Linked DNA regions of Homo sapiens: regions 1, 3 and 4 are each linked to region 2. The links are chromatin contacts, found by Hi-C or POLR2A ChIA-PET in ENCODE. All regions are on one chromosome and are shown on one strand. Each heading gives the region's core, a stretch centred on a gene start or an enhancer-like site at or near the end of the contact. The rest is flanking DNA. Distances are from core to core; before and after follow the strand shown.

Region 1 (6,903 bases), core at 1,651-4,150, 1.3 Mb after region 2:
CCTGTAATCCCAGCACTTTGGAAGGCCGAGGTGGGTGGATCACCTGAGGTCAGGAGTTAGAGACCAGCCTGGCCAACATGGTGAAACCTTGTCTACTAAAAATACAAAAAATTAGCTGGTCGTGGTGGTGCGCACCCGTAGTCCCAGCTACTCAGGAGGCTGAAGCAGGAGAATCTCTTGAACCTGGGAGGCAGAGGTTGCAGTGAGCCAAGATTGTGCTACTGCACTCCAGCCTGGGCAACAAACAAGAGCAAAACTCCATCTCAAAAAAAAAAAAAAAAATCAGGAAGTACGATGTCTCTTTATGTTTCTTTCTCAGTATTTCTTTGTCTATTCAGGGTTTTTTTGTGGTTCCACCTGAATTTTAAAATTGTTTCTTCTATTTCTGTGAAAATGCCATTGGAATTATGATAGACATTGCATTAAACCTGTACATTGCTTTGGGTATGGACATTTTGGATAACCTAGAGGAAACGGATAAATTCCTAGAAAAATGTAACCTACCAAGATTGAATTGGAGGAAATAGAATGCTTGAACACACTAATAACAAAGGGATTGAACAAGTGTATTAAGCCATTTTCACATTGCTGTGAAGAAATATCTGAGACTGGGTAATTTGTAAGAAAAGAGGTTCCGTTGGCTCATGGTTCTGCAGGCCATACAGGAAGCATAATATTGGCATCTGCTTCTGGGGAGGCCTCAGGAAACTTACAATTATGCGGAAGGTGAAGGGGGAGCCAGGCCTCTCACATGGTGGGAGCGGGAGCAAGAGAGAGAGGGGGAGGTGCCACAGAGTTTAAAATGATAAGATCTCAGGAGAGCTCACTCACTATGGTGAGGGCAGCACCAAGGGGATGGTACTAAGCCATTCATGAGAAATCCGCCCTCATGATCCCATCACCTCCCACCGGGCCACACCTCCAACACTGGGGATTACATTTCAATATGAGATTTGGGTGGGGACAACATCCAAACTGTATCAAAAAAGTAATTTAAAATCTTCCAACCAAGAAAAGCCTAGGACCAGATGGCTTCATAGCTGAATTCGGCCAGCCATTCGAAGAATTATTATCAGTTCTTCTTAAACTCTACCAAAAAAATAGAGCTAGAGGAAATATTTCCAAACACTTGTTATGAGGCCAGAATCACCTTAATACCTAAGCCAGACAAAGATACCACACAAAAAAATGAAGCTACAGGCCAATCTCTATAATGAACATCGATGTAAAAATCCTAATAAAATATAAGCAAGCCAAAATCAAGAACACACAAAAAAGACTACATGTCATAACCAAGTAGGGTCTATTTCTGACAGGCAAGACTGGTTTAATGTGCACAAATCAATCAATGTGGTACGTTACATTAACAGAATGAAAGATAAAAACCACACAATCATCTCAGTTGAAACAGAAAAAGCACTTGACCAAGTTCAGCATCCTTTCTGGATAAAAACTCTTAACAGTTTTGGCATAGAAAGAAAGTTTCTTGACATAATAGAGGCCATTTATGAAAAAACCACAGCTAACACCATAATTAATGGGGAACAATCAAAAACTTTCCTACTGAAATCTAGAACAAGGCAAGGATGCCCACTCTCTCCACTTCTATTCAACATGGTACTGGAAGTATGAGCAAGAGCAATCAGACAAGAAAAAGAAATAAAAGTCATCTAAATCAGAAAGGAAGAAGTAAAATGATCTCTATTTGCAGATGACATGATTCTATATACAGAAAATCCCAAAGATTCCACACAAAAAAACCCTGTTATATCTAATAAATAAATTCAGCGAAGTCATAGGATGCAAAATCAACACACAAAAGTCAATAGCAGATCTACACAAAAACAACAGCCTAGGTGAAAAACAAATCAAGAAAGCAATCTTATCTACAAAGGCATTAAAAAAATACTGAGGAATAAATTTAACCAAGGAGGTGTAATATTTGTATACTGAAAACTAGAAAACATTGATAAAGAAATTGAAGATCTAAATTAGTGGAAAGCTATTTCATGCTCATGGATGAGAAGAATTAATATTATTAATATCTGTACTCCCAAAACAATGTACAGATTGAATGCAATGAGGTCAGGGGGTTTAATTGCAAGTAAAAAAAATAAAAGAAAGAAAGCTTCTTCAAAACAGCCCAAGAAGAGAAGGGAATTTATTAAAACAGGAGGGTCCCAGAGATCCAAGGCTGGACATGGAGCAGCTTCAGGAAGGCAGGAGTAGGGACCCAGAAAGTTGTCAGGAGATCTGGAGGTAGTGTCTTAGGCTCCTTGTGACTATCTCTCTCTTTATCTCAGTCTTCCTTCTTATTTTCCTTCCTTTCTCTCTCCCTCTCCCGCTCCCCGCCTTGTCTCAGTATCTCTCCTGCATGACTGCCTCTTTCTATCTTGTCTCTGCCTGTCTCTGTCTCTCCCTCCCATAACTGCATTTCAACCTTTCCATGATTGAGTCTTCTCTCTGCCATTCTATGAGCAAGTGGCCAAACACAGCCAGTCCAGCCCAGCTTTATGCCTCCTTTCAAATAACCAGCCAGGAAGGCAACCCAGTATCCCTGATTCTCAAAGCCAAAGTCACAGGAGAAAGAAGCTGATTGGCTCAGCTCAAATCAGCCTGCACCTCTGGTCTAATCAGCTGTCGCTAGGGGAGCAGAGAGGTACAAATATGGCCCCTGAGGTTCCACCTAGGGGAGAGGAGGATACAAGAGAAGGGAGCTGGAGGGCTGGCCAGGAGCACAGATGCCCACCACACCTGCCTGCCCAGTTGGACCCTCTCAGAGACGGGTTTTGACCTGAATTGAGCTTTGGTCCTCTTGGCCCCTTGGCCACGGTCACGTAGACTGCTAGCTGAGCTCCATTCCCTTCATATCTGCACATGGTACTTCCCGTCTCTGAGTCTCTGCTTCCTCATTTGTGAAATGATAGTAACAGCCCCTCCCAGTGGGGTGGTTGCAAGACGACATGAAGTTGTGTGGGCAGAGGACCCAAGGCCTTGCTGGCCACAGTGACTATGACACATCTGAATTCCCTAAAGTCCTACAGTTCCCGTGGTCCTCGCCTACCTGCCCCACTCCTCCCTTCTTCCCCTACCTCCACCATCTTCCCCCACTGCCAGTACGGCCCCAGGATGCTTGTGGTTACAACCAGTGAGATCTACTGCCCTCTACCACCACCCACATATCGCTAATTTGAGAAACGCACACCAGGGTGTCTGGGTTTAGCTGTTGAAACCACACATTCTGACCATCTTCTCAGTCCACTGAGCCTCCGTGGTCAGCCTGGCTGAGCTCTTTGTGGACCAGACATTGTTCTGCGGTCCCCACTCTAAAATCAGGTGGGGGCAGCATTAAGGAAGCCTTGGTGCCTATAGGATATCAGACACCCCAGATGCCTCAGGGATCTCCTTGAATGCTGCGCTACACACTATGGACAGATGCAACTGTTGATGTCATTTCTTTTTTTTTTTTTTTTTTAATTTGAGACGGTGTCTCGCTGTGTCGCCCAGGCTGGAGTGCAGTGGCGTGATCTCGGCTCACTACAACCTCCACCTCCCAGGTTCAAGTGATTCTCCTGCCTCAGTCTCTCAAGTAGCTGGGACTACAGGCATGCACCACCACACCTGGCTAATTTTTGTGTTTTTGGTAGACGGGGTTTCACCATGTTGGCAAGGCTGGTCTCAAACTCCCGACCTCAAGTCACCTGCCCACCTCAGCCTCCCAAATTGCTGGGATTACAGGAATGAGACACCACACCTGGCCCGTTTCTTCTTATTTTTGTTATTTTCTTATTTATTAAGCCAGCGTTCCCCGCTGCCTACTCTCTTCTTACTGGAGGCTGACCACTGGGGACTTCTGTATCTATGGAAGATGTGGGTGTTGAACTTGGGAACCTCAGGCCATGACATAAGGCTGAACAGGCCTCACCATGTCCTTTGGGTGCAAGAAGATCACGTGGAGAGGCACATCCAGCACCCAGCCCCAAGGCCCACCTCCTTGTCCCAGAACCCTAGTCTACCACAAATCTCCCACCTTCTGCCCCAACAAGAGAGTTCGGGTTGTTCCCAAATGGAGTCTTCCATGGACCTATGAATCTGACCAGGGCACCTCAGCTGGGCTGGCCTCTGAGCATGTTTTTTGCTTTTTGTTTTCTTTTTGAGACAGAGTCTTGCTCTGTTGCCCAGGCTGGAGTGCAGTGGCATGATCTCGGCTCACTGCAACCACTGCCTCCCAGGTTCAAGCGTTTCTCCCAGGTCAGCCTCCAAGTAACTGGGATTACACTTGCCCACCACCACACCCAGCTAATTTTTGTATTTTTAGTAGAGCTGGGGTTTCACCACGTTGGCCAGGCTGGTCTTGAACTCCTGGTGACCCACCTGCCTTGGCCTCCCAAAGTACTGGGATTACAGGCATGAGCCACCGCACCCAGGCCCTGGCCCCTGAGCCTTTGCTGCACCAGCCTCTGTTCCACACAGACCTTTCCTGTGCCTTGACCCAGCGCCAGACCCTTCCTGACAGCTCCAGCCCCTAAGACCTGGGCAGCTCCTGGGTCTGTGATGGAAAGCTTTATGCTCACTCAGGAGGTCTCTACCTGGAGGTGCTTAAGCCCCAATGCAGAAGTTGATGAAGCTGCTTTCTAAGTTCAAAAACCTAGAGCTAGCTTTTCCCTTGGGTGCAGCACACACCTCGGCAGGAGGATGGGGTTGGGGGTTCAAGTCCCAGCCACCACCTCAAGTCTGGAACTCTCCTTTTTGTTCAGGCCCTATTGCTTACTCCAGAATCCATATTTTCTCATGGTACATTTCCCCTAGGAGGCCCTGCAGCCACCCACGCCACCCCACGACCCAGCTTCCATCTCGGCTACAAATAGAAAAACTCTAACTCGACTGGTAGACACTCCTGTCTCACAGAGGGGAAAACTGAAGGCCAGCAGGGCTGTTCCTGGGTCAGTTATGTCCATGGCTGTATGATAGGTTGGGGTACTGGTCCATAAATATTCACAGGCCTCCACCTGCCCTGGGTGAGTATACATCCTGAATGGTGTGCTGGGCTTGGTCATGTGACTCTCATCAGCAATTGGAATGTGAGTCAAGTTCTTATTTTTTTTTTTTTTTTTTTTTTTGCTTTTTTGAGAAAGGGACTTTGTCTGTTGCCCTGGCTGGTGTGCAGTGGGACAATGATAGTTCACTGTAGCCTCAAACTCCTAGGCTCAAGTGATCCTCCTGCCTCAGCCTCCCAAGTAGCCGGGAATACAGGTGCCCACCACCATGCCCAGCAAATTTTTAAATTTTTTGTAGAGACGGGGGTCTCACTATGTTGCCCAGGCTGGTCCCAGACTCTTGGGCTTAAGCAATACACTTGCCTAGGCCTCCCAAAGTGCTGGGATTAAAGGCATGAGCAACCATGACTGGTCATCCAAGGCCTTACATGTGCTCATGTGAGTTGACTGAGACCCTCGCACTCCTGAGACCTGCCATGAGAAGAATTCATCCCAGCTGTAGCATCCCTTCAGCCTGGTTCCCAGAATAAATACATTGGGGGAAGACCAGAGCCCAGCCTGCAGCCTGACGCAGCGGGGGCCAGCCCATTCTAGGTTAGCTAAACCACATCAACTTGCTCGCCTATGACCTGGGAGCCTGAGACAAGACTGCATCGGTCACTGAGTTTGGGGAGGGCTGTTTGCAGCATTACTGTAGCAACAGCTGACTAGTTCATGTGTTCATGGCAGGTTCACTTTGTCCTCAAGCCTGTCCCCAAAGGTCATGGATGGCTGCTGCAGGGCCGGGAGTTATGTCTTCAGTCATACAGAGAGGCAAGCGAAGGGGGCAGCTTTTCCTCTTGCCATGTATCTTTTTGTTTGTTTTATTTTTAGACTGGAGTGCTGGAGTGCAGTGGCACGATCTCAGCTCACTGCAAGCTCTGCTTCCCAGGCTCAAGCAATTCTCCTGCCTCAGCCTCCCCTGTAGCTGGGATTACAGGTGCGAGCCACTACTGCCCAGCTAATTTTTGTAGTTTTTATTAGAGACGGGGTTTCACCATGTTGGCCAGGCTCGTCTCGAACACCTGACCTCAAGTGATCCACCTGCCTCAGCCTCCCAAAGTACTGGGATTACAGGCATGAGCCACCATGCCCAGCCCTTCTCTTCCTTAAATTCAGTCCTAACTTTTCGTTTTTGATCAAAGGGAATGTTTCCCTCTCCCCAGTAGGCATCACCTCCTGTCTAAGGAGCACAGTCCTGTCACCCAGGCCCTGATCGATCACTCGCAAGAGGGATGAAATCATCCCAATAGGTTCACCTTGGTGCCCATTTCCTCCCTCCTTGTGGCCAGAAAGGGAGCCCGTGAATCACAGGGGCACCCAGTGGTCAACCCAAATCAGATTTCCGTCAGTTAGGACAGAAGTGGAGCAGGGCAATTGAGTGGGAACCCACAGGGCTGGCCACTGACTCCTGCTGCCCCAGGAAACCAGTGATCAAATGTTAGATGTGTGAAGCATATGTCAAATGCATCAGTGAAAAAACAGCACTGCGGGTCTTGTTTCCTGCAATTCCAGTAGGTCCTCCCTGCATTTACGTCTCTAAGGCAGTGGGGGACTGCCAGGTTGTCATTCACAGGCCCCTCCCCCTTTTTTTTTTTTGAGATGGAGTCTCTCTCTGTCACCCAGGCTGGAGTGCAGTAGTGTGATCTCAGCTCACTGCAACCTCCAGCTCCCAGGTTCAAGCCTCCTGCCTCAGTCTCCCGAGTAGCTGGGATTACAGGCGCACACCACCATGCCTGGGTAATTTTTGTATTATTAGTAGAGATGGGGTTTCAACATGTTGGCCATGTTGGTCTTGAACTCCTGACCTCAGGTGATCCACCTGCTTCAGCCTCCCAAAGTACTGGGATTACAGGCATGAGCCACT
Region 2 (6,354 bases), core at 1,128-3,627:
GTACTAAGTCTTTGAAATCTGGTATTTTACACCTAAAGCACATCTCAATTCACAGAAGCCACATTTCAAATCTTCAACTGTCACATGTGGCCACTGGCTAGTACTGGACAGTGCAACTCTAGAATATTTAAATTATAAAGTAATACTTAGAACTTTTATCAGGAAATTGAGGTAAAACTCACACTTACACTTAAAGCTTTAGTAAAATTAGAGACGCTGATCATAACATTCATGAGACTGGATGCAAAACATGAACTTATTTTTAATTTTCAGCTAGCTTTATTTTACCCATGCTTCCTTTTTCCATCACTAAAAAGTGAAACTTCAACACGGTACAAACTAAACAGTAAGTAGTTACTAAAACCTTGTTATGAAGTTTTTTTTAGCGTTCTTAGCTATTGCAAACAATGTAGAAGTTCAACTTTTGAATATAAAATCCTGAGTGTAAAGAAGAATGCTTTGCCAAAATGCAAATTTTTGGTTTTTTCAAAGTGGAAGACAGCAAATTACAAAAGCAGAGTATGATTTAACAAAAATATATGAACAAAGGACGTAAGTCTTCTTACATGTCAGGTTACCACAACAGAAATAACAGATCAGGGGTAACTCAAAGGATCCACTAATGAACACGAGTGTAATTAAATCCTCATAGAACAAGTGCCTGTTTGAATTATAACATCTGCTTTTTCTAAACGTAACTAGAATATGTTTCACATTCTGTCCTCCTAGCAATTTTCCAAACTCTAAAATTTTGAAAACATTAATCTCCAAATCAACGAAAATGTCAATATTGAAAAGCAGTCTTTAACAGGATGTAACGACCTCTATTTCTTCAAAAATTGAACGTGGAAGTAAACAACGTAAGAAAGGCATGTGAAGCTACAACAGTGGTATAGCTTTTTAGACAGCTAAAAGGTTTTTTAAAAAGGAGAATCTATTAATATTCTTAATATCGTAAAAAGCTTTTAACTAAGTTTGTATGTTTAACCATTAAAAGGCTGCACTGGCTAACATTTGTTTCTTTGCTTTTGAGTGACTTTATACCACTGTGGTATAGCAACGTTAGCTTTCTCAGGTTAACCAAAAGTTCCTACTGGAACTTAAAAGTTTGGCCAATACAAAATTGGAAAAAAGATTACTTAAAGCACTTTATTTGGGATACAAACTCACCCACCCACAATGGGTAGGGGGAGAGTAGAAATGAAAAAAAGGAAGGCCGTGGGTAAGGGGAGAGGAGGAATTAAAAAGGGAACCCAAGGGTTATGAAAATATAAATAAATCACTGGATTAGATTTACTTTATGCCAGTGATTACTTGAGTCAATTTTGGTGTGAAGGATTTATCTGCCGGTATCTTAAACGGCTGCCTTGGGATTTGAAGGATGGAAATGACAGCTACCCTCATCTTCTCCCATCCTGAAAGCTAAGGATAGAAAAAAGTACAGCTGCTTCTCTGGGAAACAAAGATGCTTTCTACCATTCTTCTAAGATGGTGGAAGAGTCTCCTCAAGAGGCTACACCAAAAAGGAAAAATGAGAGAGGGAAAGAAGAAAGCCATAGCAGAATTTCCTGGCTGTGTTTCATGCCATTGCTCCTAGCCACAACCCCTGTGCAACCACTCAGGTCCGGCCGTCCCCATCCTGGGAGGTTAAGCCCTCCCAGGGCATTGTTTGGCCGGGGTTCCTATTTACCACTCAGATCGCCTCCACCACCCTCTACGCTAGGGTCTCGGGAAGCCCCAGGGCAGAAAGCTGAAAAGCTAGGAGAAGACTTGGTTTCGAGGACCTCTTCCAAACCCCCTTACTAACTGGTGTAGAAAAGGGAGAGTGAAGCCGGGCCTTTGCTTGGGTGGGTTCGTTAGGGGTCAGAGGCGTCCGCTCGGCCAGTGTCGAAGGAAGGTGGCCATTTGAGCCGGTCGCTCCGCATCGAAAAAGCCCTACCAGAGAGAGGGGCCTCCGCAGGGCCCGGGTTCCATCCGAGTGTCAGGTGCGGCCCTCAGTTCCCAACCCTCGAGGCACCAGGGGCGACAGCGCACAGGCCCCAGGGCTGAGACTGGTCTCCCGCCCGACCGCCGGGGACCAGGCACCCGGGCTGGGGCCCGAGCCGCATCGTGCCCGCCCCCGCCCTACCTGAGGGGGCCCGGGCGGGGTCGCTAAGGGCCGCTCCCGGGAGCCCCGCGACGGCGCGGCTTGGCGACGGAGGCGCCTCGTCTCGCCGGGGCAGAGCTCGGCGGAGGTTTCACGACCTCAAACTCCATCGGGAGCTACAGGGACAGCCCCGTTGGCGGCGGCGAAGGCCGCGACGGGGCCTCCTCCTCCTCCCTCCACCTCCGCCTCCTCCTCCTCCTCCTCCTCACCACGGAGGCGGACCTGGAGGGATCCCGATCTAGCTCTCGCGAGAAGTTACTCCCCACTTAACGCGAGATTACGCAAGCCCGGGAGTCGGGAGTTGGAAGGAAAGCGTAGTAGCCCCAGCCACCCAAACTGCGAATCAACTTCCCTCTGCCTCAGCGGATCCACCCCGATCACGTGACAAGGGAGCCCCGGAGCACTGTGGGAGGTACTGTGAGAAGGACTAGGCAAGCCGAAGGGATTGATGGGAAATTCCCTGCACATTCATCTGCGCCTTGAGCCGGCTTCCTAGACGCTGGTTTGAGCGAGTGTCTTAACTCCCTTCGTGAAAAGCGTGGAATCCATTGAGCAGAATCTGATACATCTGTGTCACATTCTTCTTCACACTCCTGTGATGACATGCCGACAGGATCCCTCAATCCCTTTACAAAGATGTCAAGTAATCTCCCCATTACAAAAACAAGAAGAAAACATGTATTTGGCAGGCACTTCCACATCTCACTTCTTTATTAAAGAGAAAACTCTGTTTCTAGACAAAGAGTCCAAAGTGGGGGGGGGAGGGGGGGAAGAAAGCTCTGAGCTCCTCAAAAGCTGGCAAAAATAAAAAATTTAAGCACAAATTCTGGCATCATATCTCAAATATTTGTTGAAGCTTTTTACACAGCGAACTAAGGTAAGAATTATTCTTACAGTTTATAATTTATAGATGAAACAGACTTGGAATAGGGATATCAGAATTAACATTTATAAACTACTTAGTATGTGTCAGGCAGGTCCTGTGTTAGGTGATATTTAATTTTAAATATTTTAGTTTTATTTACATTTCATTTAATTAGCAAAGTGATCCTAGAAGACAGATACAATGTACCCCTTGTTACTGATGAGAAACTAAAGAATGTAGGCTAGAAAATGACCATGACGCCGGGCGCGGTGGCTGATGCCTGTAATACCAGCACTTTGGGAGGCCGAAGCGGGTGGACCGCCAGGTCAGAAGTTAGAGACCAGTCTGGCCAACATAGTGAAACCCTGGCTCTACTAAAAATACAAAAATTAGCCGGGTGTGGTGGCGGGCACCTGTAATCCCAGCTACTCGGGGGGCTGAGGCAGGAGAATCACTTGAACCCGGGAGACGGAGGTTGCAGTGAGCCGAGACCGCGCCATTGCACTACAGCCAGGCGGGGGGGCAGTGCCAGACTCCGTCTCAACAAAAAAAAGAAGAAAAAAAATGACCATGACTTGTAATTAAACTCAAGGCACTTTCCAATGTGAAATCAGATGCCCAACAACAAAAATATCGAAGTAAACCTACGATAAATTAGAATATGGAAAGGTTGCTTCTACAGTTTTAACAAAATATATAGTTATTACCTATTATATTTGTCTGAATGACAGGCAAAAATCAGTGTTTTTGAAAAAAGATTCATTGGCCACATCGAAGACGTTTCTTCCACACATTATCTTTTTCGTTCTCTTCTCTTTATGAAACATATGCCAGGCCTAGAGAACTGTTAACAACCAATAATTGTTTCAGTAATTTCAACTGGACAGTGATAGGTAATTTACATGTACATATTTGTTTTCCACCCTACTGTGTATATATATATATACACACATATATACATATATGCACATATATACATATATACATACATATAAATATATATACACATATATAGATACATATAAGTATATATACACATATAAACATACACATTATATATACATATATGTACATATTTTTTTTTTTGAGACGGAGTCTCACTCTGTCACACAGGCTGGAGTGCAATGGTGTGATCTCAGCTCACTGCAACCTCCACCTCCTGGGTTCAAGGAATTCTCCTGCCTTAGCCTCCCCAGTAGCTGGAATTACAGGCACCCGTCATCATGCCCGGCTAAATTTCTTTTTTGTATTTTTGTAGAGACGGGTTTTCACCATGTTGGCCAGGCTGGTCTTGAACTCCTGACCTCAGAAGACCCGCCTGCCTCGGCCTCCAAAAGTGCTGGGATTGCAGGCGTGAGCCACCAGTCCAGGCCAAATTTTTCTATTCTACTGGATATATTTACATTTCACTAGACAGAAGAATATATATTTCTGATAATCCGAGATTTTTCAAAGGTGTCCTGGTCACCATATTTATTTTTGAGATGGGGTCTTGCTCCCTCAGTTAGGCTGACTGCAGCGGTGCGATATTGGCTTACTGCAACCTCTGCCTCCCAGGTTCAACGGATTCTCCTGTCTCAGACTCCCGAGTAGCTGGGATTACAGGCAAGCGCTACCATGCCCGGCTAATTTTTGTATTTTTAGTGAAGGGTTTTCATCAGGTTGGCCAGGCTTGTCTCAAACTCCTGACCTCAAGTGATCTGCCAGCCTCGGCCTCCCTAAGTGTTAGGATTACAGGCCTGAGCCTCGGCGCCCGGCGCTGACCACCATATTTAAAATTGCAATTCCATCCCCCTTCTCTGGTACTCCCTATTCCTGATTTTTCTCCAAATTCCTTCTCAAAATTTGACATACATGGATTTTACTTACTTGTTTACTGTTTGTCTCCCTTCACTAAGATGTTTCACAAGAGCAGGAATTTTTGTCTGTATACCTAACTTATATTTCATTGTAAGGACTCAGGAAGTATTTGCTAGATGAATGATTAATGTATAGTCAGGAGAAATTGTATCCTTTAAATTGTATCCTTTAAAATTCAAAGATGAAGACAAAACACATTGTTCTCCATTCCCACCTCCAGTTTATTATTTCTTATGTAAACATGTAAGATAGTTACATCCCAGGAAAAAGGGCAAGTGTTTTTCTCTGACAACGAAGTAACAACTACCTTTTCAAGATCTTTTATATGTAAATGGAGTAAATGAAGAGGCTGAACTCAAACACTTTTCATTTTTCTGTCATATCAGAAACATAAACTAAATGTGAATATGTTAAATGAATAAATTCTATACTTTGTCATACCTGAACTTTAAAAAAAGATTCCATTTTCCTGAAAATTTTTAGACATATCATGCAAACAGACACTCTCCTAGGAATGTTTGGAGATCATTCCGTGCTACTGAACAGGAATAAATAATATAAATAATAACCATCACTTTCACAAAACACCCCTCCCCCAGCAAAAATCTCAAAGTGCTCACAAAAAATTTTACAACAATCTTACAAGGCACACATAAAACTTAAACATAGTTTCAACCAATTTTTTTTCAAATATCCAAGATAGTAGATACTAATTCTTAAAAAATCAGAGTACTATTCTTTTACCCTCTCCTCCCATCTCCATCCTTCCCCCTTCCCCCCACGCCATTTTATAATAGGAAGCAAAAATAAGAAAAGTACTTCAATCACTAGTAAACTATTTCTGAAAAGAAAATATTTTCACACCAACAAATGGCCAATCTTAGGTCAAATGGAAGCAATGAACTATGAATGAAAAATTAGCAATGAGCTATCACACTTTCCAGTGGAAAAAGATCCACTAATTAGAAAAATTATGTCTCCAATGGAGTACTTAAGTAACAAAGTTCATAAAGACACAAAACCGTCCTCTCTTGCTTTCCCCTCTTCTGTTCTCAGGAAGAATTAAATACAAAATCATGGAATTTTAGACCTGGAAATGATCTTTCAAATGACCAAGATCAAAGTTATTTTACATATAAAGTTAAAAAGTTCAAGGAGAAATTCAGCACAATGTCGCTAACTAGTAACATTGGGTTATGAAGTCGGTTTTTTCATCAAACGAGACCTGCATTCTTGAAAGTCTCAAGGAAAGTTAAAATTCAGTGGAGAATGTCTTTCCCACAAAATTGTCAAAAAAAGGTTAACACTTATAACAACGAACATGTGATTCATTCATCACACAATTTTTATAAATGGTACAAAGTATATTACATTTTAAAATACAGAAGGGCTTCAATAGAAATTAAATACAGTAGAAATTCTACATAAAGCTAAGTTAACTAGAGGAGGACTAGAACAGCTTCAAAGAAAGATGCATCTAGTC
Region 3 (6,618 bases), core at 3,965-6,464, 1.7 Mb before region 2:
CCACATGGTTATCAGCTGTACCATGTAGCTCTGCAGTATTCACTCGCTTAATTATAATTTAATATTCTGAATAAGATACATGAATTACATTCAGAGGATGCACTGCAGTCAGAATTTATAGATATAAATGACTGGTAATACTAGTAATACTAACTTATAATACTATAATTCATTTACTTAGAAAAAGTTTCTTGAGAACACTTGAGAGTAAACCATGTAATGATCTATACTACTTTTTATAATTCTTACTTAATTCTCACAACTCTGCAGAGTCATTATCATTATGTCCATGCAAAAAATTAAAGAAACTGAGGTTTGGAGAAATTCACTCATTTGGCCAATGTTATAAAGTTTGTAAATGGTAGACCTAGAACTTGAACCCAGGCCTGATTCCAAAGACCATGATTTTCTCTAAGGTATTATTAGCTTATTTCAGGTATGTACAGGTAGACTGATAAAATAAAAATCAGAGAAAGAGGAAGGATATTAGTGCATGTAAAATTTAGCTATAAACTACCCTTGCTGCCAAGAGAAATATTTACTAAATGCATAGTAAACACTAACAACTGTGCCATGTATTCAACTGACTCCTTAAAAATATTAATATGCTTAATATTGCTTTAATAAAGGATTTCTCAACCTCATCTCCTGAACATGAAACATACCAGTTTTCACCACTGGGGAAACATACCATTTCACCACTGTGAAAATATACCATTTTTCACCACCATTTTCACCACTGTTAAGGTGAAAAATGTATTTTAAAATGGGGTACGCCATCTTGTAAAATTCTGCATATTTCTTTTACTCAACAAAATGATAGACACATTTTCATGTCAGTACATTTAGATCTAAGTGGTTACTGAACAAATATTAAACACTAATTATTGTTGTGACAAAAATAGAATGCATGGTTTCTATTTACTGAATCAGACACCTTTCTAAGATTACACAGACATATAAACGACTAGTTTTGAAACATGTAGGTACAGATGTGAAGGTATACACTTTCATACATACTGCTTGTGGAAATGTGCCAACATTTTGGAAAGTAATCAGTATGTTTAAAAATCTTAACAATAATCCAAATCATCCTTTGGCCCAGAAAGTATCCTACATATACAAAAGCTTCAGCCCATAAGGCTACAGGTATTAGTGCATTTAATGCACCATTTTTACAGCAAAAAACTGGAAATAATCAGCAAAGAAATGACTGAATAAAGTACATCTATAATACAAAATAATATCCATGTAGTTTAGAAACCATTTTGATTGATATGCATTAACCTGGAAATACATCCATGATTTTGTTAAGTGAAAAAACACATGTTGCAGAGTTTTATGCAACAGCATACCCCACTTTCAAACACACACACACACACACACACACTCAACCCTATATTCATATAATATGGAATACACACCAAATTGTGAAAAATACATGGACAGGAGAAACAGGGAATAGAGAAATTATTAACTTTTCTTTATATATCCCTGCACTGACTTACTATAATGAATTAAAAATAAAATTTTCTCTACCGATAAATATTTCAAAAGCCCTTTTCTATTTTAATACAGGTTAAAGAATACCCAAACAAAAACAAACAAATCTCCCACTCATAATATTCCCAACATTATTTCCGCATTTACTGATAATAAGAGGAATATCTTATGAAGCCAATAATACGATTGGGTTCAAAATAGAAAAACCAACACTCAATAGTAGAGGGCATATTTTTGGGAGTTTTTTAATAGCTTAACTACTTACTGTTTGCTCTGATTTTAAAAACTGTTATACAGCTATTCTACTCCTTAGAACCTATGATGTTACTGTATAATTTTTACATAGCTGATCCAAGACATAACAAGGGAAAAGCAACCCATTAAATATTCCAGGTAATTTAATTCTTATCCTTGTTATTTCCACTGATAAGTTTTTTGTTTGTTTTTTAACATGCACGACGTTTTGTTAAAAATACCAGAGCTGAGATGGACTGCTTCTGTAGTTCCAACATAAACATATCTGTTAAGTATCTACTAAGCACAAAGCATTGTGCCAGGCTTTAGCAAGACAGCAATGATCAAAAAAGACAACACTGTCTCTGCCTTCGTGGAACTCAACAACAGAAGCATGCTGACTTGCTTTAGAGGCCCACTAAAATGGACCACTACTACCTGATTTGTCAGTCAGGCGGATAAAACTTCTGTAGTTAATCTAATAATCTAATCTAATAAAAATGAGTGGTCAATTTCCTCAACAGTAGTACAAGTAGCCCACCCACTTAAAAAAAAAACCTTACTTTTGACAATATACTTAATGTCACTTTTATATAAATAATGTGAATCATTTTTAAAAGCTGGATTGCTTAATGTGGCAAAAGTAACTTTGATGGTCTTCTATATACAGGAAATAAAGTATTCTAATACTGGACCTCTGTTTACAGAAAGAAAGCACTTAACAACCAAAAAGCCAAAAAAAACCCCTGCACTTACTGCTCAAGTTAAAAGGATTAATAGTGAAAATTTTACTACCGATATTGTGTCTGAGATTTGCTTCAAAATAATTTGGCAAGGAGGAGGCAAGTGTATATTGATGAAGCAAGACTGATCACTGTTGACACTGGCTGATAGGTATATGAATGCTCAGTATGCTACCTGATTTTGTATATATTTAAAATTGTCTAGAATAAGAAGCTTTTTAAAAGTCAAGTACAGTACCTCTAATACTTCTATTTGTCAAACTGTTGTCTTTAGCCATGCCTGGCATTTTTTACCACATAAAAATGTTTCAAGCCTCTTTTAAAAAACATGAAACATCTCTCAATAGCCCAAGTTTTCACATTTTATTTACCTTAATCAAGTTTCCTCCACTAGCACAATATCTTACTGTGACTATGCAAAGATATTTGATATTGATAAAAATGAACACTCCAAATTCTGTTGCAAAGTTGAAGTATGCAACAATGATAAAGTTTAACTGTAATACAAAAAAAGCAACAACTTTTTAAGATGTAGCTTTAATTTCAAGGGATTTTTTAATAGCTATTATAATCTAAGGTTTTACGTCTTTACAATAACTGCCATTTATTGAGGGCCTAACACATGCCAGCTACTTTATAAACAGTCTCTAATCCTAAAAACTCATTTTTCAGATAAGGAAACCGAAGTGATCTACCCGTGGTCATACTACTACTAAATGGAGAGCTAGAATTAAGGCCCAGGTTTAACTCTACATGTAGCTCTCCAAAGCTATACTCCTCTCTCATTCATTCAAAAGATATTAAACACCCACTATGTGCCTGGCACTGTTACAGGCACTGATTTACTATATGCCAAGCAATGTGCTAAGGGCTTTCTTTAAACCCCATTTAATCCTAGCAACAACTCTAAGATGCAGGTCCAATTATCCCCTTTATAGATAAGGACACTGAGTCCGAAAGGTTAAGTAACTTGCTTAAGATCACTTAACTAGGAAGTGGCAGTACTGGAGGGAGAACCCTTGACAGTATGACTCCAAAACTCTTAACCACGACATACCTCTAGGCATGATCAAATAAAACTGCCTAAACAGAACTTGGAAGAAAAAATTTGGAAAGGCTTGGGGGAATAAAGGGGTAGGAGCTGGATTACTGCAAGGTCAAGTTTGTCTTCAACAATCAAATCTAAATAAAAGGCAGTTGTTCCTCTACAATATTTACCTTAGAAAAATAAAAGAATTTTTTAAAGGCAGTTGGGATAGTAACGAAATGAGCAGTAAACTTTGCAAGAGTTCAAATCTGGGCTCTGACACTTGCTGTGGGGTCACCAGGAAGGCACCTGTCCTCTTGGAACCCGTTTCTTCTTCATATATGAAACTGAAATCCTGGCATCTCTCCTTTGGGGTTTGTAAGCATGAGGATTTGCCAGTGTAGTGGTTGACTTTATGGACTTTAGGTCATAAAAGGGTAATCAGCTGTCATCCAATGCGAACACAGTAAAAAAGGAATAAAGTTGTAACTACATTATAAATGGTCATGTCTGTAACCCTAGCCTAATTTTTGAATGTAGTACAGAAACCACCAGCCACAGTGTGAGCCGAAGCCAGTTTGTAATGTACCATCAACAGCCAGACACACATCACAACTTTAGGCCTCAGTTTCCTCACTTATGAAGTGGAGACAACTTATCTCCGAGGGCTACGCGGGGCAAGATAAATAGGTACAAAAATACATAAATATGTACCTGGCCCACAGTTAAAACGCTTAAAACACTCCAGCTCTGTCGTCTTCTCTTAGATTCTAGAAATGCCACAACTTTCTCTTATTTCTAGATGCTCTGTAGGTTCAGGGCCGTAGAGGCTGTCCACGGGCCTCACAGGAACGCACCAAAACCAGGACATCGCAAGCACAGGCGCACAGACCCAGACCCCGGCCCCGGCCCGGCCCGGCTGCAGGGCCGGGCTCCCCACATCGACAAGGACACCGGAGCTGCCCCGAGACGCCAAGAGGGCTGCGAAGAGCTGCCTTTGTACTCAGAGCCAGACGCGGCCTACGGGACGGGACCGCCACGTCTGGGGCTTGCGGGCTGCAGGGCGGCGCGGCACGCGTGGGTACACCCTGCGGGGGCGGGCTGCGGCCGCGGGGAACAGCGGCGAGAGGGGGGCCCGCGGGAGATGCGGTCCTGCCCAGCCGCGCCGAGAAGGCGGGGAAGGCGAGGCCGGAACACACCCTTCCCTGCACGCCTCGGAGCGCCCCGCCGGTTGGGGAGGGCAGGAGGCTCAGGCCGGAGCCGCGCAGGGGACACCTCCGCCCCCGCCCAGGAGTCCTGTCAGGCCGGCGCCGCGGCGCTCACCGCCGACCCACGGGCTAGCCACGGCCTGACGGGGCCTGGCCCCGGGGCGCCGCCCGCCTGCGGCCCAGTCTCCACCGTCCCCACACACGCCCCTCTGAAGAACCCGGCGCGAGGAGGTATCAGCCGGCCGGACACTACGGAAGGCCCGGGTTACCTGGGGGGTTGCTGGTGGCTGGGCAGCTTTCCGGGCGGGAGGGGGGCGTCAGGACCAGGAACAGGAGTGCGGACGCAGCGGGAGAGGGGGCGGGGGCGGTCGACCGAGGCGCCGGCAGGTACACTGGCAGGCCGAGAGGTGCAGACGCGCCGGCAGCAGTAGCGGCAGTAGCAGTGGCAGCGGTGACTGCTCCTGTGCTCCCTCAGTATCTTCCTCGGGCTGGTCCAAGATGGCGGCGCTCCCTGCACAGGGTTTCCTGTCACCCTCGCAATGGGCCGGACCACAAAAGAAGGGGGAGAAGATGCGCGCGCAGCTGGCGGAGCCCGGAAGAGGGTGGCTGAGGCCAGCCCGCTAGCCACGCCCCTTCCTCAGCCCTCACCTCTGGACTTGTCGCGCCGCCGCTGAGGCCCGCCCCACGGGCGCTCGCGCCCGGAGGGAAGGTGGAAAGCGCGTATGCGCAAGCGCAGTCGCGTGTCCTCGCCTCTTGGGGGAGCTACTGCGCAGGTCTGCGTGGAACCTGGTGGGGTGCGCCTGCGTCTTGGAGAACTAGGGTTGTCGCTCGTGGAGACTTTTGAACAATTTTTAAAGCCAACATTTACCACTTATTGGACGCTTACCGTATACTGGCCACCATGCTAAGCATGCATTTACTGCATTCATTCAACGTGTATTTATGGGGGCATTTACTGTATATACCGCTGTATGCTTCGTATATACCGGTCCTGTCCAACAAACGTCGGAGGCACGCATCCCCATTGTATCCATGGAGAAACTGAGGCTCAGGTTGGTCAACTCTCTTGTCCAAGATCACGCAGCTAGGAAGTGACCCTGCATTTCATCTCTATTTTGACTTCACTTTGGGGTTGCCTTTGACAGGGTGAGAGAAATGTGATATTTTTCACAATTTGTCTACCACCTGCCATCTTCCAACTTGCTCTGCCATAATCACTGCCCCAGAAGGTTTCGTGCTTTTCGGGTGCAGGGACACGTTTTGACTTTCTTGGACCCTGAGCACTTTTGCCTTGTGGCTTGTACATTACACACACACATATATTTCACACACATGTAAGTTAAATATATGTATAAATATTTAACATATTTTACAACTGCATTGATATAAACATGACGTATCAATATTATATAACAAAATATTTTCTCTGACCTGAAAGTTCATTTTTTTCTTCTGACTTTAAAAGAATGTAAGCCGGCCGGGCGCGGTGGCTCACGCCTGTAATCCCAGCACTTTGGGAGGCCACGACGGGCGGATCACGAGGTCAGGAGATCGAGACCATCTTGGCTAACACGGTGAAACCCCGTCTCTACTAAAAATACAAAAAAATTAGCCGGGCGTGGTGGCGGGCGCCTGTAGTCCCAGCTACTCGGGAGGCTGAGGCAAGAGAACGGCGTGAACCCGGGAGGCGGAGCTTGCAGTGAGCCGAGATCGCGCCACTGCGCTCCAGCCTGGGCAACAGAGCGAGACTGTCTCAAAAAAAAAAAAAAAAGGAACGTAAGCAAGGAGGGCTGGTAGTCTGCGCCTGTAATCCTAGCTACTGGGGAGGCTGAGGAGAGAGGATCGCTTGAGCCCAGGAGTTCTGGGCTGTAGTGCACTGTGTCACTAGATAGAGTGTCTGCAC
Region 4 (6,296 bases), core at 362-2,861, 1.3 Mb after region 2:
AACACCAATGTCACCTCTTCTGGGAAGCCTTCCCTGACCACCCACCACACACACACACACACACACACACACACACACACACACACACAGAGAGAGAGAGAGAGAGAGAGAGAGGCAGGACAAGACAGCCACAGACCTTCATCATGAATAGTGGCATTCACTGTGACAGTGGCGTTCATCCAGTGCTTCATGTTTATGAACTGCTCTGCATGGATGATCTCATTGAATGTTTACAAAAACACAATGTGTGGTTCTATCAATAGCTTCATGTTACAGACGAGTGAACCAAGGCTCAGAGATGAGCAACTTCCCCAAGGTGGCATAGTCAGAAAATGGCTGAGTGGGGAGTGTGACCCAGGTCTGACTCCACAGCTAGGTCATTGAACCATGCACTATCCTCTGAGACTGGGATGGGATCAGTGTTGTGCAACTTGCCTGCTCCAAGGAGGCTGCATTGTGACCCTAGCAAAGCTTCATTTTCAGCCTTGCCCTTCCCAGCACCCCTGGAGTAGCTGGGAGCTATAGAGTACTCTAGGGAGAGAGGGAAACCAGCTTGTAATGAGGAAGCATTTCCATGTAAACATTTCTGGTAAACTGTGTGAAGGGATCTCAGAAGTATCTCCAAGCCCTTGATACTGTCTTGGGTTTTGTTTTCTCCTTCTAAATAAATGCTTTTGAATCTAATTTTGTATTCTGTTTCTACAGATGGGGCTTCCAAAATTGAAAAGCTTCAGACTTCACAAATCCTAGGTCCACCCTGCGGTGCCCTGTGACTTAACCACAACCACTGCACTGCCTGGGCTTCCCCAGCCCTCTCCAAGGCCCGCTTTCACTGTACCGGGGTTTTCTATTTATGGATCCGCCCTGCTACCCGCCACTCCCACAACCCCCACCCATAGATGGGCCATGAGCTCCTCATGGGCAGAGGGCGAGCCCTGGTTTCTTGGTACCCTAGGGACTGCTTGGTATATAGAAGCCCAGGACAGATTTGTTACATGAGGGAATAAAGGAGTAAATGAATGAGTGAATGAATGAATATGGGTCCCTTCAATGCCATCAGGAAGTATGAGAGATACAACTCCAGCTTTAAAACTCCAGGTCAGCTGGGTATGGTGGCTCACCCTTGTAATCCCAATACTTTTGGAGGCTGAGGTGGGCGGATCGCTTGGGCCCAGGAGTTCAAGACCAGCCTGGGCAACATGGTAAAACCCCATCTCTACAAAAATTAACTGGGCGTTGTGGCATGCACCTGTCATCCCAGCTACTCGAGAGGCTGAGGTGGGAGAATTGCTTGAGCCCCGTTAGTGGAGACTGCAGTGAACTGTGATCGCACCACTGCACTGCACTGCAGCCTAGGCGACAGAGTGAGACTCTGTCTCAAAAAAAAACTCAAGGTCCATCTCCCTGTGTGCCAACCCTGCATGGGTGTTGAGGGTGACTGACAATTTGGACAGGGTTCAGCTGAAGCCAGTCTCTAGCAAGGAGGCCCAAAGCCCCTCCGGTCACTCTGCTCCCTACAGAGGCAGCACTCTAGGCCCCAGGCCTGGACCTCAAGGCTGCAGCAGGGCCCCTGGCCGCCCCCTATAGCCTTGGAAGCCCCTGAGAAGAGGCCCTTCAGTGCAGCTGCAGCAGGTCAGACGCCTCCTCTGGAGAAGAAGGAAGTGAAAGTGCTGTGGTGGGTGAGTCATCGGAGTGTCCCTCTGGACGGATTGATGCCATGAGTGGCATAAGAGGGACAGGCTGGGAGGGAAGAGACACCAGGGTTAGGAGCCCTTTTAGTATCCTCCAGGAAGGCCCCACCTCACCTCCCAGCCCCTCCCAGACACAGGGGTCTTCAGCTTGGAGAAGAGAATGCCTTGGAGATGCCATCTTTGTCCTAGTCTCTGAAGTGGGTAGAAATTAGACAAGGTCCACAGCAGAGGGGGAAGATGGAGTCAGATGGGGAGGTCACAGAGGCTAACTGGTTGCCACCAGGGCCAGGCTCTGGTGGGCTGGCTGCTGCCTGGCAGTAGTGATGGCCAACAGCAAGTAGGGTGGTCTCCTGCCATGGGTCAGGATGTGGATTCTGGATTTGAACCTCATGTCCTCAAACCCCAGCTCTGCCCCTCATGAGCTGCAGGATCCCAGGCAAGTGGCTTCCCCTCTCCTTCCTCTGCTGTCGAGTGAGATCATAGCACTTAATGCATAGGATGAGCAGGGCATGATTAGATACATTACTGTATGTAAAGTGCATAGAAGAGTGCCCGTTCCCAGGAAACCCACAATAAACAGTAACTACTGTATCAGGCAGCATCTCATCAGGAAGCCTGAAATGCCCTAGGTTTTGAACAGAAGGGATTTAATACAGGGGCTTGTCTTCCAATGGAAGGACTGAGAAACAAAACAGGGAATGGTGCAGCCGCCCAGGGATAGGACTTTGCAGTCATATTCTACTTCCTACTGATGCTCGTCCTCAACCTAGTTGCTTTATGTCTCAGAGCTTCAGTATTTTCACATGTAAAAATGGGAATAAAAAGGACCTTTTTTAATTTATTTTTTTATTTTTTAGATGGAATCTCCCTCTGTCGCCCAGGCTGGAGTGCAGTGGCGTGATCTCGATTTGCTGCAACCTCCGCCCCCTGGGTTCAAACAATTCTCCTGCCTCAGCCTCCCTAGTAGCTGGGATTACAGGCATGTGCTACCACACCCGGCTAATTTTTGTATTTTTAGTAGAGACGAGGTTTTGCCATGTTGGCCAGGCTGGTCTCCAACTTCTGACCTCAGGTGATCCGCCCACTTTGGCCTCCCAAAGTGCTGAGATTACAGGTGTGAGCCACCGCGCCTGGCCGATATTTTTTTTTGAGACAGAATCTCACTCTGTCTTCCAGGCTGGAGTGCAGTGGCGCGATCTCGGCTCACTGCAAGCTCCGCTTCCCGGGTTCAGGCCATTTTCCTGCCTCAGCCTCCCAAGTAACTGGGACTACAGGCGCCTGCAAGCACGCCCAGCTAATTTTTTGTATTTTTAGTAGAGACGGGGTTTCACTGTGTTAGCCAGGACGGTCTCCATCTCCTGACCTCGTTATCCACCTGCCTCAGCCTCCCAAAGTGCTGGGATTACAGGCGTGAGCCACAGTGCCCGGCCGATATTTTGTTTTTAAGAATGAAATAGGATAATGTAGGTAGAGTGTTTGGTAGAGTACTGGCTCAGCGTAAGGACTCAACAATGATCCTAGCAATCGCTTATGCAACACGCTAGTTCTCATGACAGTTCTATGAAGCAAGTACTGTGATCACTATGACTCCTATTTAACAGAAGAGAAAACTGAGGCATGGAGAGATCAAGTCACGCAACTAGTAAATGGCAGAGCTGATCTGAACCAAACTGTTGGGCTCCTAAGTCCCACCCTTAACCATTACACTATGCCCCCTTCCCATTTCACCATCAACAGCTCTCTCCCCAGTCAGCCTCACTCAAGCTCAACGCCGCTCTCCTTCTCAGAATTTTACCCAGGGCCTCCAACTCAGATCAATAACCAGCATCTGCTCCCAAGGGTAACACCTGACACCTGACTTCTCACCTTTTTCCCAGGCCTGGGGCCCTGGAGTCACCAGGGTTTGAGTCCTGACTTTGCCCATTTTCCAGCCGTGGAGCTTGTAGAAGGCACTTCTCTTCCTAAAGCTTCCGTTTCCTCCACTGCAGCATGGGGAGGGAGGCTTGTCCTAAATTTGTTGGCCTGTGGTGGAGACAATTTGAAGCCACACTCACGGAGCAGGTCACACTGGAAGCGTATGTGTGTTCAGTGTGTTCCCTGGAAGCGTATGTGTGTTCAGTCCATGAAACTCTGATCAACAGTTAATCATATCCCCAGAGTCCTGGGGACACTGCCAAGTATTTCTTTGCTTTTCCCAACACGTTCTCAGCCCCTGCAGTGTGCATCGTGGGCAAGTGTGCTGGGCAGTCCTGTGTGCTTGCCCCTCTCCTGCAAACTGCTTTTCCCAGTTTCCTTTGCCAACTGGCTTCCTGTTAGGTTGGGCCAAGGGGAAGCACTGGCAGGAGATTGGAGCATGGGAGGAGGGGACAATCTGGGTATTTCTCCCTCCCTCTGCTTAGGGAGGGAGTGGGAGTGGCCTTTCCCCAGCACAGGCTGCTCTCTTCTGTGTCTTTGGCTGCTCTAGAACCACCCGGTCATCTGCAGTTCCAAGTCTCCAGGTGGCTCTGATGATTCAAGTTACTCCTGGGCAGTATCACTGCCTCTTCCTTTTGTCTCTCCACCCCTAAGTGGTAGCACCTTTTGCCATTGTGGAACAAGCACTTGCCTCACCATTTGCTGTTTGGCTTTTCAGCTCTTCCCTCTTCCAGGTAACCAATTCCCTATATTAAATTTCCTCTGTTGGAAATACCTAGAGTGGTTTCTGTTTTTCTGACTGGCCTTGAATTTTACAGCGGGCATCTTTGGCCCAAGAATTGTCTCTCTCTTCTCCACTTACAGAGTTTTTATCCTAGAGGGGCAGCATCAGACCCCTGAGGGCATGTCACAGGCGGGACTAATGGAAGAGGCTCTAGCTCCTTCTAGCTCTTTGCAGTAAACTTACTACAAGACAGCAAAGCTTTCTCATGCTACCACTGACTGTCTCTTGTGACATAGGTGGAGTAGCATTGCGCTACTCTGCTGTCTCTCTACTTCACCTTCCTGAAGACTTATTGCACAAAGGGTGGGTGGAGCTGTCGAGAACCAGGGGAGAGAAGAAAGTAGTGAAGGGGGCAAAGAAGCCCTTCCTGGCACACTAGCAAAGTGCCTAGTACAGGGGAGGCATTCAGCAGGGTATCCATTCCTTCCCCTTCAGCATCTGTTGAAAATCAGGCTGGAGCCTCAAATATTGGAACCAGCCCTAAGGGGAATGAAGGCTCGTTCTGTGTCAAGACAGCTGCCCCAGGGTTCCACTCCTTAAGGAACAAAGGAGTGGGGACAGACTCCTTTCTGTGAGTAGAGGGGTGGTACTGCCTCCCACCTAGTGTCTCTGGGATTCCTTTTGGAGGCTGCTCACAGATGTCCTCCCACCTTGGCCTCCCCACTCCCATCTGCCCTTCCAGGTTCCCCGGCAGAGGTCCCATCAGTCAGTCCCCTCCCTCCAGCCCATGGTGGTGGCTCACCAGACGGAAGACAGTGGGTCCCTCAGGCCCTTGCTGGGCCTGCCCTATCCCAGGATCTGGGTCCCTAGCTTCATCTGTCACTTCAAAGCTTCCTGTCCCTCAGCCAGGGACTGAGGTAAATTCTAGGCGTTCTGGGCTCTCACTTTCCTCATGTTTGCATGTTCTTTGTGACGCGGTATCCAAGTCGCTGCACAGGTAGGAGGAGCCTGAGGGCTCATCCAGTCCAACCTCCTCCTATGCAGTTCAGATGGGAAAACTGAGGTTCAGAATAGAGACTTGCTGGAAGCATGAAAGTAATTGACAGGTTGGTAGGGGCACAGGGGGTGAAGCGTGTGACAAGCTGGGCCAAAGCTCCAGGGACACGGGTCCTACACTGGCACTTGCGTGGACATCCATGTTACCTGCACTCATGTGTAGTAAAGAGGTCATGCGTGTTTACAAACCATAGTACCACCACAGAGACCACAGGCCCAGCAAATGGGGCTCACACAGGCATGCACACACACACACGTATCCTTGATGGTAAACATGCCCACCCACCATTGTGCACACATGCGTGTATTTACACCCACATGCACACTCATCGGCACACAATCAGAGCCACACACCTGCACGTGCCCCCACAGAATCACACGTGTGTGCAGTCTCACCTATCTGCACTCTGCCATGGGCCCCATTACATACATGCATGCAAACAGATAACACACACGCCTATCAATAGCCAGGATGACTCACACACGAGGACACACATCATACCCTCACAGACTCGTGCATGGACCACCCTGCAGTCACAAAGCAGCATCCAGCATCCGACAATCTGCTGATGTCACTCCCCTGAGAGTAACCATGGCTCCATGCATAGGCAGAGGCAACTCAGCTCACAGGTGCCGCCTGTCCACATGCAGACACAGACACACACACACATACACACACACACACTCTGACAGTTCCCCAATGGCCAGCCTCCTCCACTGACTCCCCACAGCCAGGTGCTCTGACACCCTCCTTGGTGGGACCCTCTCTCTTCAAGGCGCCCAGAGCCACCTGGCTGTCCTTGGAACTAAGTGAGCACCCTGCCCACCCCCAGCCTTGTCCCCTAAACTGGGTGGTTTAGGTCTGAGGGGTGGGGAGAAGGCTGCCCAGAGTCCAAAGTTCAGGGGCCAAC

Evidence for each region. Hi-C counts contacts between places; a loop is a spot of excess contacts on that map. ChIA-PET counts read pairs that join two places held with the same protein, here RNA polymerase II (POLR2A). Pooled maps may share reads with other maps.
Region 1: a loop to region 2 is called in a pooled map, with 4 times the contacts of the local background. The contact joins the enhancer-like site here to the promoter of RC3H2 in region 2. A Hi-C loop is called at or near these places in 2 of 37 single-sample maps with no recorded cell type and 6 of 50 pooled maps.
Region 3: a loop to region 2 is called in a map of CD4-positive, alpha-beta memory T cell, with 16 times the contacts of the local background. The contact joins the promoter of RAB14 here to the promoter of RC3H2 in region 2. A Hi-C loop is called at or near these places in 1 of 168 maps with a recorded cell type or tissue (CD4-positive, alpha-beta memory T cell), 3 of 37 single-sample maps with no recorded cell type and 8 of 50 pooled maps.
Region 4: a pooled map shows a loop between it and region 2 (2.5-fold over the local background). The contact joins the enhancer-like site here to the promoter of RC3H2 in region 2. A Hi-C loop is called at or near these places in 3 of 37 single-sample maps with no recorded cell type and 7 of 50 pooled maps. POLR2A ChIA-PET finds 5 or more read pairs at or near these places in 1 of 52 experiments (activated B cell).

What each region holds. Positions count from the first base shown.
Region 1 is chr9:124,194,636-124,201,538 of GRCh38, forward strand. No RefSeq gene overlaps it. Among named protein-coding and RNA genes, the nearest start is that of NEK6, 60 kb to the right of the region's middle. RefSeq lists an enhancer at 5,781-5,960. Within about 2 kb of position 2,901, at least 9 of the 41 ENCODE cell types and tissues checked have a DNase peak (open chromatin) inside an H3K27ac peak, as active enhancers do.
Region 2 is chr9:122,902,982-122,909,335 of GRCh38, forward strand. It overlaps RC3H2 (ring finger and CCCH-type domains 2), which reads right to left and starts at 2,378. Exons shown (of 21, transcript NM_001100588.3): 1 at 2,129-2,378. It overlaps ZBTB6 (zinc finger and BTB domain containing 6), which reads right to left. Exons shown (of 2, transcript NM_006626.6): 2 at 5,075-6,354. RefSeq lists a silencer at 1,833-2,482.
Region 3 is chr9:121,196,655-121,203,272 of GRCh38, forward strand. It overlaps RAB14 (RAB14, member RAS oncogene family), which reads right to left and starts at 5,215. Exons shown (of 8, transcript NM_016322.4): 1 at 4,985-5,215. It also overlaps a transcript of GSN not described here and the pseudogene RN7SL181P. RefSeq lists silencers at 4,397-4,646, 4,667-5,136 and enhancers at 4,829-5,328, 5,147-5,366, 5,637-5,796.
Region 4 is chr9:124,217,205-124,223,500 of GRCh38, forward strand. No RefSeq gene overlaps it. Among named protein-coding and RNA genes, the nearest start is that of NEK6, 38 kb to the right of the region's middle. RefSeq lists enhancers at 816-975, 1,546-1,905. Within about 2 kb of position 1,612, at least 16 of the 41 ENCODE cell types and tissues checked have a DNase peak (open chromatin) inside an H3K27ac peak, as active enhancers do.